Linked DNA regions of Homo sapiens: region 1 is linked to region 2. Evidence: chromatin contacts called from ENCODE Hi-C or POLR2A ChIA-PET data. All regions are on one chromosome and are shown on one strand. Each heading gives the region's core, a stretch centred on a gene start or an enhancer-like site at or near the end of the contact. The rest is flanking DNA. Distances are from core to core; before and after follow the strand shown.

Evidence for each region. Hi-C counts contacts between places; a loop is a spot of excess contacts on that map. ChIA-PET counts read pairs that join two places held with the same protein, here RNA polymerase II (POLR2A). Pooled maps may share reads with other maps.
Region 1: a map of astrocyte of the cerebellum shows a loop between it and region 2 (2.7-fold over the local background). The contact joins two enhancer-like sites. A Hi-C loop is called at or near these places in 1 of 168 maps with a recorded cell type or tissue (astrocyte of the cerebellum), 37 of 37 single-sample maps with no recorded cell type and 10 of 50 pooled maps. POLR2A ChIA-PET finds 5 or more read pairs at or near these places in 2 of 52 experiments (GM12878 and OCI-LY7).

Annotation. Positions count from the first base shown.
Region 1 is chr3:170,642,060-170,644,759 of GRCh38, reverse strand. All of the region lies in intron 2 of SLC7A14-AS1 (SLC7A14 antisense RNA 1), which reads right to left. Among named protein-coding and RNA genes, the nearest start is that of SLC7A14, 57 kb to the right of the region's middle. Within about 2 kb of position 1,404, at least 2 of the 41 ENCODE cell types and tissues checked have a DNase peak (open chromatin) inside an H3K27ac peak, as active enhancers do.
Region 2 is chr3:170,562,712-170,565,411 of GRCh38, reverse strand. All of the region lies in intron 1 of SLC7A14 (solute carrier family 7 member 14), which reads left to right. The region is part of intron 2 of SLC7A14-AS1 (SLC7A14 antisense RNA 1); the gene reads right to left. Among named protein-coding and RNA genes, the nearest start is that of SLC7A14, 22 kb to the left of the region's middle. Within about 2 kb of position 1,276, at least 3 of the 41 ENCODE cell types and tissues checked have a DNase peak (open chromatin) inside an H3K27ac peak, as active enhancers do.

The sequences.
Region 1 (2,700 bases), core at 155-2,654, 79 kb before region 2:
GGTCCCCATTCTGGCAGCTGCACTTCTGCTCTGTACCCATGGCGTGCCTCAGCCCTGGAATCCAATATTTGCCCCTGCCGGCCCTTGTGTTTGTGTTTGTGTCTGTATTAGCCTGTTCTCGTGCTGCTAATAAAGTCATACCCAAGACTGGGTAATTTACAGAGGAAAGAGATTTAATTGACTCACAGTTCAGCATGGCTGGGGAGGCCTCAGGAAACTTACAATTATGGCAGAAAGGGAAGCAAACATGTCCTTCTGCACATGGTGGCAGGAAGGAGAAGTGCCATGCAAAGGGGGAAAAGCCCCCCTTATAAAACCATCAGATCTCATGAGAACTCACTATCACAAGAAGTGATACAATTCAATCACTTGAATTAAAGTGATTGAATTGTATCACTTCACACAAGAAGTGTAACAATTCAAGATGAGATTTGGGTGAGGACACAGCCAAAACATATCAGAGTCTCAGCAACCTGACCAGAGACACATGGGCCTTCTAAGATTGGAGCCCTCATTAATCCTTCTCCCTTTATTAGAGGTTTCTTAAGCTTTTGCCTGATTTCTGAATCCTGCCTGCTCCCAGGCTTACAATTCCACCTTCTATGCACTGCTGGGCCCCTCATGCATACCAGCTGTGTCACTGGGGAGTGCACGCCTGTTGCAGTGTCCTCTAGATGCCTTCTTCCACCTGCTTAATGCACGTCCTGCCACCCCACCCACCCTGGGAGCTGGGTCTGTTTACAGGGCCCTTTCCCTTGCACTTACGACAGCCCTGGTGCACTTCCCCACTTCTGGTTTCCATCTCCTAATCTGTACACAAGCAAGAGGCTTGCTTTAGTGATCCCTACAGCCTCTTTCAAGCCAAACATTCTATGATTCCCAAATCTGATCAATGATAACAGTGAGCATCAGAGTGCATGCAGAAAGTCCTTATGTTGGCTCTGGTTATCTTAAAACTTAGCCTACTAGCACATAATCTCAACATTCATAGAGGGCAAAACCATCAAGCAGGCTTGTTTTTAGTCAACGCACAAACAAAACCTGCATGGTTGGTTGATTGCATTGTTGAATAATCTCCTGGTAAGTTTCCTATTAATTTAAGTCTTTGTACCTCCAGCATTCTGGCTAATGCTTCACTCCACTCATCTTAAGTATATTTAGCTCACTCATTTTCCTCAGTTCTGTAAATTGAAGCAAAATACCTCCATGCTCCCTCTGATTTCCACAAAGCCTGCAAAAGCAGCTACCTTTAAAGAGGTCAAAACAGAAGAGATGCCACTTAAGGACAAATGAGGTCAGGCCTGGCCCTTGGACTTGGCTCTTCAAGTTCTGCTCTGTTGGCTGTGTACAGAATAAATTTTGGCTCCCAGCTGGCTGTGGTGGCCTGGACACAGATACACTGTGTTCATGGGCAGATCACAAGGGCCAGACCAATGATCTTTGCCAAACTCCTCACAGGCGGGAGGTTCTGAATCCCAGGGACTTCCAAGGTGGAAAGAAACTGCAGGTCGTTCAGGGCAACCCCTCTCCTTTACAAAGAAGAAAATGAGGCCCAGAAATGTCAAGTACCTTCTCTGAGGTTGCACATCAAATTAGTATGTGCTCATCTATGCTGTCTCTTTCATTCTGTCTGACCTGGAAATTCTGCTTTGTGGACTTTATGCCACAGATCTGCTCACACACAGGCACAATGATGTATAAGCAAGGTTATTCACTGCAACACGGCAGCAGAGTACAACACTGGAAGCAGCTTCAGTAACCATCAGGAGAGGACTGATGTTCAATGGAATGCTAAGCACCTGTAAGGAAGACTGAGGTAGCTCTCCATGTGCTGATATGGAAAGATCTCTGAGATACCTTAGATGAAGAACCCAAGGTGCTAAGCTGTGCCTATGGTATGCTACTGTTTGTGTGAAAATGGAGAAAAAGGCTAAGAGTATATGTGTGTGTGTGTGTGTGTGTGTGTGTGTGTGTGTGTGTTTGCTTATAACAGGTATGACTTTCATCTTGTTTGCCTATAGAGAGGGGAACTGCATGGCTGGGGATGCGAGGCAGAATTTTCACTATAAAACTTTTAACTAGGCTGGGCACGGTGGCTCACACCTGTAATCCCAGCACTTTGGGAGGCTGAGGCGGGCCGATCACGAGGTCAGGAGATCCACACCATCCTGGTTAACATGGTGAAACCCCCTCTCTACTAAAAATACAAACAATTAGCCAGGCATGGTGGCGTGCGCCTGTAGTCCCAGCTACCCGGGAGGCCGAGGAAGGAGAATTGCTTGAACCCAGGAGGCTGAGGTTGCAGTGAGCCGAGATCGCACCACTGCACTCCAGCCTGGGCTACAGAACGAAACAGTGTCAAAAAAAAAAAAAACTTCTAACTGTTGGTGCCATATTATTACTCATTCAAAAGCTTAAGTAAACATATAGACCATGTGGCAGACTGGGGTCCAGGTGGCTTGTCCAAGGTGATTCAGCTGGCTAAATGACAGAGCTGCTCCTGGGTCCCGGTCCTCCTTATTCTTGGCATGCACATACAAAAAAAAATGCTTTCCAAAATACTTGTTAAGTTCTAGAAAGAGGGAAGTGGTCAATTCAGAAGAGGAGGGGAAAATGGGGGAGGGGAGTAGAATACTGTTAAGGTGAAGACAGAAGACAGGGGGAAGAGGGAATGGGAAGCAGGAATGGAAGGAGAGTGGG
Region 2 (2,700 bases), core at 27-2,526:
TGCAACTGCCTCTATTTAACTTTAGCCTGCTCAAATCCAGCAGATCAGCAGAACCATGGCAGCCCCACTCCCAAGGAAAGGACTAGACCCTGACTAGTCACTTATTTTCTAGTCCTCTTAGCTACTACTGCAGTTGAGAGCCATCACCTCCTTGCATTGCTCATCTCAGCTAGCGAAGAGCCCAGGCAGGGTCTCCTCTACCATGCTACCCTACTCTACCCCACCCCTGCCAGGCCAGGGATTCCTACTTCCTGCTTGTATGTCTCACCTCCTATGCCAACTTGGTTCTCTTTCTTGTGAAACAACTGAAGTTGCCTTGAAATAGTAAGGGCAGAACACAGAATCTATCCTGGTCTTCAGAGCCTAAAGAGACTAGAGATTTCCTTCTAACAATCGAGGCTTCTGTAGCAAGAACCAGATTATTGAATTTCTAGAAGTCCTAAAACAAAACAAAACAAAACAAAAACCCACTCACTTCTCAAAATAGGCCTACAGGGCCTGAATCTACATAAAGCCCAAAGCAGGAAAGACAGGAAAGACTTAGTTGCCAAACAAGTGCTATAGAAAGTGCAAGTTACATTAAAATTAGAGGTAGCAGTTGGTCCACCCCCATCACCTAGAGTACTGACAACACTGCGTTTTAATATGTATGCACCAGGCATTTCATATACATTAACACAAATTAGGGCAACAGTCCTATAAGGTGGACATTATCCTCATTTTTTAGATGAAGAAACCAGTGCTTAGAAAGAATATACACTTGTAACAGGTAGGGCAAGGACTGTAACACAGACTTGTCTGGCTTCAGAGACTAGAGGCTTTGTAGAAAGCTACCTTGCCTCTGCAAAAGGATAAACTGCTAAAACATAAACTTCATGAAATAAAACCAAAATCAGTAAACTGGAGGGAGACCCCTGTGTCCTGGGACTATTGCCTCTAACTAGCAGCATGACCCTGGGCACATCTTTTGGGTTTCAGTTTCTTTGTCTATGAAATGACAGTGTCAGATCCAATTGTTTCTTCCAGCTCCAGCACTGGAGAGTGTGCTTTCTAGTCCTGCATGCCTCCTCAGCGAGCAAGGGACCAGCAGCTACAATCTAACCTCAGCACAACAGATCTCTAACAACAGGAAGTGCCTTTTCGGAGGCTCTGGAAATGATTCAGAATCAGTTTCTGTTCTCCAGTGAGGACCTATAATTTCTATGACTGCAATTCCCCACTGGTCAGGGCTGGCTTAGGTAGCATTCACTGCTGTTTATTACCCCGCCACTCCATGACACTCTCTGACGACACTGGAGAGAGGATCTGTGCTCCATACTTGTCACACATGGGTTTAAAGGGGTAGTGACTCAAAAGTGAAATGGGGAGAAAAGATAAATGTTACACACCCACACATAGCTCTTATATGAAAATCCATCACTAGAACATAATAGTAAGGCTGGAATTATTTACTGATAAGGATTCGTTATTTAATAAAAGAAATCACCAGGATTCCTATCAGTAGTGTGTTCACAGTTCATCAAAGACTGAATGTGATGAAGAGATAAATCTAAATCTAATGTACTATGAATCAAAGCTAACCAAATGCAGATGAAAACCAAAGAGGGTGCATGTATTATTTAATGTGAAAATGGGATACTCTGTTTGCAAAAATTTGCTTTATATACAATCTTTAAGACCAGTGTTTGTTGGGCCGGGCGCGGTGGCTTACGCCTGTAATCCCAGCAGTTTGGGAGGCTGAGGTGGGTGGATCACCTGAGGTCAGGAGTTCGAGACTAGCCTGACCAACATGGTGAAACCCTGTCTCTACTAAAAAAAATACAAAAATTAGCTGGGCATGATGGTGGGTGCCTGTAATCCCAGCTACTCAGGAGGCTGCGGCTGGAGAATTGCTTGAACCCAGGAGGCAGAGGTTGCAGTGAGCCGAGATCGCACCATTGCACTCCAGCCTGGGCGACAGAGTAAGACTCCATCTCAAAAAAAAAAAAAAAAAACAAACAAACAAACAGTGTTTGTTGAACTGATGTGAGTGCACCTTTTTTGCAGCAGGAGGCCCAGCAATATAAATCTTTGCAAATGGGCGGGGTACACACCAGTAAGAGAGAGGGAGGGAGGTGAAGGTGAGATATGAGACAGCAGATGTGTGCATAGAAAGGCATCATGGTGGCAAATATTGTATTGACTTTTTTTAAAATGGAAGGGTGTTGATAGAAGAGAGGTTGAGATGCAATTCTTCAAGTTAAATGACCAAAAAGAAGCTTCACCTAAACCATCTAGAATATCAGTAGGGTTCCTTTGGTCAGCACATTAACCATTAAAGGGAGTTTTACAGGTGAAAATAATATTTCTTGGCCAGGAACAGTAGTGCACACCTGTAATCCCAGCACTTTGGGAAGCCCAGGTGGTCAGTTGACTTGAGGCCAGAAGTTTGAGACCAGCCTGGCCAACATGGCAAAACCCCATCTCTACTAAAAAATACAAAAATTAGACAGGAGTGGTAGTGTGCACCTGTAATCCCAGCTACTCAGGAGGCTGAGTCATGAGACTCGCTTAAACCCAGGAGGCCTCTAGAGGTCACAGTGAGTTGAGATCGTGCCACTGTACTCCAGCCTGGGTGACAGAGCAAGGCTCTGTCTCAAAAAAAAGAAATGGAATAATAATAATAATATTTCTTGTAGCAAGGCTGCAGCTAAACAATGA